Linked DNA regions of Homo sapiens: region 2 is linked to region 1. A link is a contact called in ENCODE Hi-C or POLR2A ChIA-PET data. All regions are on one chromosome and are shown on one strand. The core of a region is the stretch at or near the end of the contact, and the rest is flanking DNA. Distances in the headings are between cores, read along the strand shown. Region 1 has its middle 14 kb from the start of LINC02198. Region 2 has its middle 24 kb from the start of OCLN.

What was found. A loop is a pair of places that touch in the nucleus more often than their neighbours do. ChIA-PET counts read pairs that join two places held with the same protein, here RNA polymerase II (POLR2A). Pooled maps may share reads with other maps.
Region 2: a map with no recorded cell type shows a loop between it and region 1 (6-fold over the local background). The contact joins two enhancer-like sites. A Hi-C loop is called at or near these places in 1 of 37 single-sample maps with no recorded cell type and 2 of 50 pooled maps. POLR2A ChIA-PET finds 5 or more read pairs at or near these places in 2 of 52 experiments (H1 and activated T-cell).

Annotation. Positions count from the first base shown.
Region 1 is chr5:69,041,577-69,046,625 of GRCh38, forward strand. No RefSeq gene overlaps it. Among named protein-coding and RNA genes, the nearest start is that of LINC02198, 14 kb to the left of the region's middle. RefSeq lists an enhancer at 4,914-5,049 and a cis regulatory region at 4,981-4,991. Within about 2 kb of position 1,440, at least 28 of the 41 ENCODE cell types and tissues checked have a DNase peak (open chromatin) inside an H3K27ac peak, as active enhancers do.
Region 2 is chr5:69,466,396-69,471,286 of GRCh38, forward strand. It overlaps the pseudogene RPS27P14. Among named protein-coding and RNA genes, the nearest start is that of OCLN, 24 kb to the right of the region's middle. Within about 2 kb of position 2,321, at least 2 of the 41 ENCODE cell types and tissues checked have a DNase peak (open chromatin) inside an H3K27ac peak, as active enhancers do.

The DNA.
Region 1 (5,049 bases), core at 190-2,689:
ACATGGAGAGAAGAAAGGGGAGTATTTAATTGTGCATAAGATTCAGATAGGGAAAGTCATGACTAATGAATTAACAGGACTTCTGTTTTTATCCAAACTCTGCCAGACTGACAAATCAGAAGAAGCTGTCAATACGCAGCTTCACCATTTGAACTCAGCATTTGACAGAGACTTTTACCTTGTGAACAAGACAGAAGAATGTGGCCCAGATGATCACAAAGATAGGTGCTAATTATGAATCAATGTCAGCCCAGAGTTTCTAGTGTAAAGGAATTCTGTTTGCAGACTTGTCCTGTTCATTGAGTAAATAGTTGAGTGTACAGTTGGCTTGCTAATGCACTTCTCTGACTGCTGGGAAAGGTAGCCAATATATTTAATATGGCAGAGTGAAGATCCAAAGGCTCTAACGATAAGCCAAACTTAATAAAAATTTTAACTGAAATAAATGTAAAGCCCTACGCTTACATTTTTTTCGTGCATAAGAACAGAATCAGGTCCAGGCGCGGTGGCTCACACCTGTAATCCCAGCACTTTGAGAGGCCGAGGTGGGCGGATCACCTGAGGACGGGAGTTCAAGACCGCCTGACCAACATGGAGAAACCCCGTCTCTACTAAAAATACAAAAAAAAAAATTAGCCGGGCATGGTGGCGCATGCCTTTAATCCCGGCTACTCGGGAGGCTGAGGCAGGAGAATCGCTTGAACCCGGGAGGCGGAGGTTGTGGTGAGCCGAGATTGCACCATTGCACTCCAGCCTGGGCAACAAGAGTGGAAACTCCGTCTCAAAAAAAAAAGAACAGAATCAGAAAAACATGACTAGGCCCCTAATTAAACATGGTGGGGTTTATTTCTTTCTTGTTTTATTTCTTCTGTCCTCCCAAACCTATCAAAATGATAATAGATTAATTTTTGACAAAAAGTAAAACTCAAAAAAAAAAGAATGAGAGAGGAGAAATAGAAGACAGGAGATATGAGCAATAATTTGAAACACAGAAAGTGCATAGTAACTGATTTAGCAGAGCCTACCGTCAATGGGTCTGCAAAGAAGAATTCCAATGAAAGTGAAACCAATTCACTCCCAAGAACCCTGGAAAGACCTAGCACTAGGTTCTGTCCGGGTGCTGCAGAAAGGAGTGGTGAAGCACTGAGTGAAAAGTAATAGTGTGTGAAAGTATTCATATTAATAGAATGAGCTGCTTAGTGAGGGTGTGTTTTCATTCACTGAAGATGTTGGAGCAGAATTAAACACTAATCAAATATGTTATAAAAGTGATTCAAATGTTGGACACAAACTTGACTCCAATGACTTTTAAAGCCCCATCACTCTGAAATCCTATGATTCTAGAATTTATAGTTACTTACAAAATTGTGTAGACAGGACTTCAATAGGTTTTAGGTACTTCCGGATGTATTTTTATCAGCGTCCAATAGGTGGCGCTGTGGTATAAGATGAGACTCAGCAAATGGCTGCCCTTACTTGATTCTCCTGTGCCCTACCGAGTGTCTAATAACAAGTAACAGCTAGAATGTTTGATTTTTTTTAATCGGAAATCTAAACCCAGAGATTCAGAACACCTAGGTTTCATAGTTCTTGTGGCGCATGAGCCTTTGTGTGATTTAGTTTGTCATCCTTCTCTGTCCTTCCGTCTTATTCCTATCCAAGTTGTGGCACTTCAATGTATTTGTCGTTCTCGGACAGCAAAGTAAGTCAAACGCGAAACAACTCCCCCTTCACATCCCGGATGCCCTGCCTCCATTGCGTGTACCCTTTATCTCAGGGCTCTGAGTGTGTGGGGCTCTACAAGCGTTATCTCCCTTGATTTAAAAAATAATAATAAATAAAAACAAGACAAAACAAAGAACTTACTGTTCCAGCACAAGTTTACATCAGTATCGATCAGGAATACGATTGTCTCCGGCTGTCCTCCCTTTTCTGCTGATTAGGAGATTCATGCTTCGCTTCTTTGTTTTTGTTGTTTTTGTTTTCGTTTTGATTTATTAAATGAATTCCTTCATATCATAGCCAAGTCCAATACACTTTGCTTCCTAAAAGCTAATTACTTAATATCTAGCTCTTATTGACAAATTTTGCCACTCATCAAAGTTGTAAAACTTGGTTTCTTCATTTCCCTTTATCTGCTTCAGATTTACAAGGTCCCTGGGGAATTTCTGCTTCTCATCAAGGAATGTCTCCATCAACTCCATATATTCAGGTAACTCTGCTCCCACATTGAAGACTCAAATCCAGGAAAATTTCCTAACATGAGGCATCTGTAAAGCTGTCCAATTCACCCTCTTGGCATAACCTGTCCCGCAGGGTTTTTCAACTTAATGATTTTTTTTTTCATTTTGGCTAAATGCCATTAGTCCACCCAGAAAGCAAGACTGGCCTTTTTGTTTGTTTGTTTTTAACGGAGGTTTCACTCTTGTTGCCCAGGCTGGAGTGCAGTGGCGCGATCTCAGCTCACTGCAACCTCCGCCTTCCAGGTTCAAGCAATTCTCCTCCCTCAGCCTCCCAAGTAGTTGAGATTACAGGCACGTGCCACCACTCACAGCCAATTTTTGTATTTTTATTAAAGACGGGGTTTCACCATGTTGCATGTTGGCCAGGCTGGTCTCAAACTCCTGACCTCAAGTGATATGCCTGCCTCAGCCTCCCAAAGTGCTGGGATTACAGACGTGAGCCATTGCACCGGCCAAGGCTGCCTTTTTTAAATACTTGAGTCTAGTCTAACTGACAAGAAATGTTAGTGAGTTGAGCTGGGGGGGAAAAGGCCCATACTCACAATGCAAAACAGTAACAAACCCCAAACAACAACAGCAACAACAACAAAAAACCAGCATTCTTTCCATGACCAGATTTTCAATAGTAATTTCATCTTTGCACCTTGTGTAAGTACACATCCTAGCAGCCTTGCTCAGTTACATATCTGATTGACTCCTGTTGTTTTACTTGGTTTTCTAAAATGTCCTCTGTACTAATCTGATCTGAACTCATATTTTCCATCAGTTCTATACCAACTTTCTAGACTTGATCTTTCTGTTGTTCTCTGGAAAGAACAGAAGTATTTAGAGCAGTTAATAAGCACTTGTGGAAACCTCTCTGAGTTGTTTGTCTCACAGAAGGAAGAGTTACACCTGGCTAATTAGTCCTCCAACTACATCGTTTCTGTAGTTTCAAAACGTTCTCACATTTCCAACATCAGTGGTGTAAGTGAACACCCACCCACCCCAAATCACAAAATAAAAAACTTTCAAAGGAATGTTATGCATTTGTCATACAGATTCTCATATGTTTATTTTAAATTTATTATGTTCATAACATATTTAGTCTGTTAAGTAGCTTATAATGTTGGGTTGGAAGTAGTGTTCTTAGTGGTCCTTGTAATCTGCTATCAGGCAAATTGCAGAGCCTATTGAAAAGGAAAGATTTTCAACTTTGTGGGTTCGAATTCTACATACAAGCCCCTACTCAAGCCGCATTCATTTATGTTGTGATGAAGCTGTGTACTGGGAGACCCTGGAACGGCCCAATGGGTTCACCTTTCCCGCTGCCTAGACAGAGCGAATTTATCAAGACAGGGGAATTGCAGTAGAGAAAGAGTAATTCACACAGAGCTGGCTGTGCAGGACACCAGAGTTTTATTATTACTCAAATCAGTCGCCCTGAGCATTCAGGTATCAGAGTTTTTAAGGACAACTTAGTGAGTTGCGGGAAGCCAGTGAGCCAGGAGTGCTGATTGGTTAGGTAGGAGATGAAATCATAGGGAACTGAAGCTGTCCTCTTGCGCTGAGTCAGTTCCTGGGTGGGGGCCACAAGATCAGATGAGCCAGTTTATCGATCTCGGTGGTTCCAGCTGATCCATCAAGTGCGGGTCTGCAAAATGTCTCAAGCACTGATCTTAGGATCAGTTGAGGGAGGATCAGAATCTTGTAGCCTCCAGCTGCATGACTCCAAAACCATAATTTCTAATCTTGTGGCTAATTTCTTAGTCCTACAGAGGCAGTCTAGTCCCCACACAAGAAAGAGTTTTGTTTTGGGAAAGGGCTATTATTGTCTTTGTTTTAAACTATAAGTTCCTCCCAAAGTTAGTTCGGCCTATGCCCAGGAGGGAGAAAGGACAGCTTAAAGGTTAGAACCAAGATAGAGCCAGTTAGATCTCTTTCACTGTCTGTCATAATTTTGCAAAGGCAGTTTCAACCCTAAGGATGAGGCACACCAGTGTCTCTGTAACTCAAGCATCTTAAACATAGATGTGGTTTGCCTCCCACCAGGACAAAGGAGAAGCTTTCTAAAGCTGATGAAAGAGCTGCTCAAGAGAGCATACAAGCGCAGTGGCTCATGCCTGTAATCCCAGCACTTTGGGAGGCCGAGGTGAGCAGATCACTTGAGGTCAGGAGTTTGAGACCAGCCTGGCCAACATGGTAAAACCCCGTCTCTACTAAAAATACAAAATTAGTCAGGCCTAGTGGCACATGCCTGCAATCCCAGGGAGGCCTAAGGCAGGAGAATCACTTGAACCCAGGAGACAGAGGTTGCTTGACCCGGGAGACAGAGGTTTCGGTGAGCCAAGATCATGCCACACTGCACTCCAGCCTGGGCAACAAGAGTGAAACTCTATCTCAAAAAAAAAAAAAAAAAATGCATACAAGTTTTTGGTTTCTAAAGCAAAATAATAATAATCAACTTGAGCCTATACTTGCTTCAAGAAAATTTTCAGTCAGATTTAAAACAAATAACAATCACAAAAAAAAAAAAAACCTGACTAGGCTTCTATGAGATTATACCACCTAAAGTATGCCCTAGCTCAGGCTGCCATAGCAAAATATCATAGGCTGAAGAGAAACAATGGAAATCTATTCTCTCGCAGTTCTGGACGCCGTTCCCAGAACTGGAAGGTGCAATGCTGCCGTAGCAACAAATAAACCCAGGTCACCATGCTGACTCTTCAGCTGCTGTGTTCATTGACCCACCATCATGGTGACTCAGCAACTTTCTTTCTCTGCTCCTCCAGCTCCACTGCTACCAACCTCTTTAATATCAACTTTG
Region 2 (4,891 bases), core at 1,071-3,570, 430 kb after region 1:
AGAATTGAAGCCAGCTGGGCTTCTGGGTTGGGTGGGAACTTGGAGAACTTTTCTGTCTAGCTAGAGGATTGTAAACACACCAATCAGCACTCTGTGTCTAGCTAAAGGTTTGTAAACACACCAATCAGTACTCTAAATATGCACCAATCAGCGCTCTGTGTCTAGCTAAAGGTTTGTAAATGCACCAATCAACACTCTGTAAAAATGCACCAATCAGTGCTCTGTGACTAGCTAAAGGTTTGTAAACACACCAATCAGCACTCTGTAAAAATGGACCAATCAGCACTCTGTAAAATGGACCAATTAGCACTCTGTAAAATGGACCAATCAGCAGGACGTTGGCAGGGCCAAATAAGGGAATAAAAGCTGGCCACCGGAGCCAGCAGCAGCAACCAGTTCGGGTCCCCTTCCAGGCTGTGGAAGGTTTGTTCTTTTGCTCTTCACAATAAATCTTGCTGCTGCTCCCTCTGGGTCCGCACTACCTTTATGAGTTGTAACACTCACTGCGAAGGTCTGCAGCTTTGCTCCTGAAATCAGTGAGACCACGAACCCACCGGGAGGAACAAACAACGCTGGATGCGCCACATTTAAGAGCTGTAACACTCACTGCGAAGGTCTGCAGCTTCACTCCTGAAGTCAAGCTAGACCACGAGCCCACCGGAAGGAAGAAACTCTGGACATATCTGAACATCTGAAGGAACAAACTCCGGACACACTACGTGTAAGAACTGTAACACTCACCACGAGGGTCTGCAGCTTCATTCTTGAAGTTAGCGAGACCAAGAATCCACCGTAAGGAACCAATTCCGGACACAGCATGATCTCAGCTCACTGCAACCTCCACTTCCCAGGTTCAAGTGATTCTCCTGCCTCAGCCTCCTGAGTAGCTGGGTTTACAGGTGCATACGATCATGCCTGACTAATTTTTGTGTTTTTGGTAGAGACGGGGTTTCACCATGTTGGCCAGGCTGGTTTTGAACTGCTGACCTCAGGTGATCCACCCACTTTGGCCTATCCAAGTACTGGGATTATAGGCCTGAGCCACAGCAGCTGGCCCGCATCATATTTTATCATTTAAATAATATTTAATTAAATCATACACATACGTACACACATGTAGTAGCAAGTACAAGTGGGAATAACAGGTTTAGGTACAACACAACTATTGCTAACCACCCATCTCCACTATTGAGAGCAGAAGTAGTGTTCTCTAGAAACAGGCCTTCTAGGGTGCTGAGGTCATCATAAGATGCTTAAACTGAGCTTGTATGTTTCAGAATTAGCTGATATTTTTTAAATGGTCTCTTATTAAGTAAATAACTATCAAATTTCATAAGATATGAATTTGAGGACTGAAACTGTATTAGTCAGAACGGCTTTGGTTTCTAATAACAGAAACTCAAATCAGCTTATGCATACAAGGGACTCTTTTGAATTAGAGAACTGAGAAGTTTAGGAGCTGACTTGGCTTCAGGGTTCCCTTTCAGTCTGTTTCTCTCATCTTCACTGCTTCTCACAGCATATTTAGTCTCATGCTGTCATGTTTAGACTTTCTCTGTGTAACTGCGGAAGATGCCTGGTGTCAGCTCCAGTACATAAGCACGTAGTGGGTTACAGGGAAGTGGCTCTCTTCCAGCAGCTTTCTATCATGTCTCTGGAAGCGTCTGATAGGTCTTGGTTTGGGTTATGTGTCCATCTTTGAACCTATCACCACATCAGATGAGGCAGCCTGGATCTCATATCCGCTAATGTGTGGGCAGAACACAATCCCGTCAGGACCTCATGGAATGGAAGAAAGATAAGGTTTTTTTTTCTTTTTCTTTTTCTTTTTTTTTTTTTGAGATGGAGTCTCACTCTGTTGCCTAGGCTGGAGTGCAGTGGTGCGATCTTGGCTCACTGCAATCTCTGCCTCCCGGGTTCACGCCATTCTCCTGCCTCAGCCTCCAGAGTAGCTGGGACTACAGGCGCCTGGCACCACGCCTGGCTAATTTTTTTGTATTTTTAGTAGAGACGAGGTTTCACCGTGTTAGCCAGGATGGTCTTGATCTCCTGACCTCGTGATGCACCCACTTGACCTCCCAAAGTGCTGGGATTACAGGCATGAGCCACTGCGCTGGGCTGAAGAAGGGTGAGTTATAAATGAAAAGCTGCATGTGTGCTCTAATAGAAGCTAGACATGCAAAAACCACAGATGCCTCCAGCATAGACCATGCTTTTGTTACCATAATAGCAGGTATTCAGTCTAAGTCCTGCTCCTCATAGCACAGAAAACCAATCACTGAGACAATGAGTATTGCCAAGGAAGAAAGCTTTAATTGGGTGCTGCAGCTGAAGACATGGGAACTAGTCTCAAATTCATCTCCTGACTGACTATAATTAGGGGTTAATCTAGCAGGGAAGAAATGTAACTATGCATGGGAAAACAGGAACTCAACTTGAGAGGGGTAAGGAAGCAATCATGATGAATGAAGGGCCTGGTGTCTCATTGTCTGGATGCAACGATCTGGTGAGTTTCAGTTCTTTTTCTTCAGGTACTTTTTGAGAGGCTTTTGAGGGTCCTTTCCTGAGGAAGGAACTCAGATAATACAAATGTAAGGTTCAAGCTTAAGACCAGAACTGTCTATGGGACTATTGAGTTGGTTTCACCTTAGCTATTCTTTAATTCCCTCCTAAGACCAAGCCCATGGAAGCAGCTTGCCCTTAAATATTGAATGGCTCAACTGCTAGTAGCACTTTATTCTTCCAAACATTTTCACAGACTGATAAGGTTTGGATGTTTTGTCTCTTCCAAATCTTATGATGAAATGTGATCCCCACTGTTGGAGGTGGGCTAGTGTGAGGTGTTTGGGTCATGGGGGCAGATTCCTCATAAATGGGTTAGTGCTGTCCTCACAATAATAAGGGAGTTCTCGCTCTGAGAGCTCTTGAGAGCTCTGGTTGTTTAAAAAAGTGTGGCACCTCCTCCACCTCCACCACTCACTCTCACCATGTGACATGTCTGCTCCTGTTTTGCCTTCTGCTATGAGTAAAAGCTCCCTAAGGCCTCACTAGAAGCCAAGCAGATGCTGGTGCCATGTTTCCTATACAGCCTGCAGAACGGTGAGCCAATTAAACCTCTTCTTTTTCCTCTCTCCTTTTTTTTTGAGACGGAGTTTCACTCTTGTCGCCCAGGCTGGAGTGCAATGGTGCAATCTCAGCTCACTGCAACCTCCGCCTCCCAGGTTCAAGCGATTCACCCGCCTCAGCCTCCCAAGTAGCTGGGATTACAGGTGCCCGCCATCACGCCCAGCTAATTTTTGTATTTGTAGTAGAAATGGGGTTTCACCATTTTGGCCAGGCTGGTCTTGAACTCCTGACCTCAGGTGATCCGCCCACCTCGGCCTCCCAAAGTGCTGGGATTACAGGCGTGAGCCACTGTGGCCGGCCACCTCTTTTCTTTGCGAATTACCCAGTCTTTTTCCAGCGGTGACGACCTACCCAGGAGAACATGCCTCTCACAAAGGATCTCCTTCATCCCTCTCCAGAATAGGGGAAGAGGAAACACAAGAAGCAGTGCCTGATGCAGAGCCCCAATTCCTACTTCATGGGTGTAAATGCCCAGGATGGTACAAAATCATCACAGTCTTTAGCCATGCACTAACAGAAATTTTGTGTGTTGGCTGCTCCACTGTCCTCTGCCAGCCTACAGAAAGAAAAGCAAGGCTTACAGAAGGATGTTCCTTCAGGAGGAAGCAGCATTAAAAAGCACTCCGAATCAAGATGAGTGGGAAATCATCTCAATAAACACTTTTTTTTTTTTGAGACTGAGTTTCACTCTTGTCGCCCAGGCTGCAGTGCAGTGGTGTGAGCTTGGCTCACTGCGACCTCCGCCTACCAGGTTCAAGCAATTCTCCTGCCTCAGCCTCCTGAGTATCTGGGATTACAGGCATGCGCCACTATGCCCGGCTTATTTTGGGGTTTCATCATGTTGGCCAGGCTGATCTTGAACTCCTGACCTCAGGTGATCTGCTCACCTCGACATTCTAAAGTGCTGAGGTTACAGGCATGAGCCACTGTGCCTGGCCTCAATAAACACATTTTGGATAAAAAATAAATAAATTACCCAGTCTCTGATATTTCTTTATAGCAATGCAAATGGACTAACACAGAGACATTATTGTGAGTGGTAAAGGCAGATTAAATGTCTTGCTTAGAATTACACAGCTGCTACTTGACTTCAAATTATACTATGAGACTACAGTAACCAAAACAGCATGGTACTGGTACCAAAACAGATACATAGACCAATGGAACAGAACAGAGGTCTCAGAAATAACACCACACATCTACAACCATCTGATCTTTGACAAACCTGACAAAAACAAGCAATGAGAAAAGGATTCCCTATTTAATAAATGGTGCTGGGAAAACTGGCTAGCCATATGGAGAAAACTGAAACTATACCCCTTCCTTATAGCTTATACAAAAACTAAGTCAAGATGGATTAAAGACTGAAACATAAGACCTAAAACCGTAAAAACCCTAGAAGAAAACCTAGGCAATACCATTCAGGACATAGGCATGGGCAAAGAGTTCATGACTAAAACACCAAAAACAATTGCAACAAAAGCCAAAATTGAGAAATGGGATCTAATCAAACTAAAGCGCTTCTGCACAGCAAAAGAAACTATCATCAGAGTGAACAGGCAATCTACAGAATGGGAGAAAATGTTTGCAATCTATCCATCTGACAAGGTCTAATATCCAGAATCTACAAGGAACTTAAACAAATTTACAAGAAAAAAACAAAGAACCCCATCAAAAAGTGGGCAAAGGATATGCACAGACACCTCTCAAAAGAAGACATTTATGCAGTCAACAAACATATGAAAAAAAGCTCATCATCACTGGT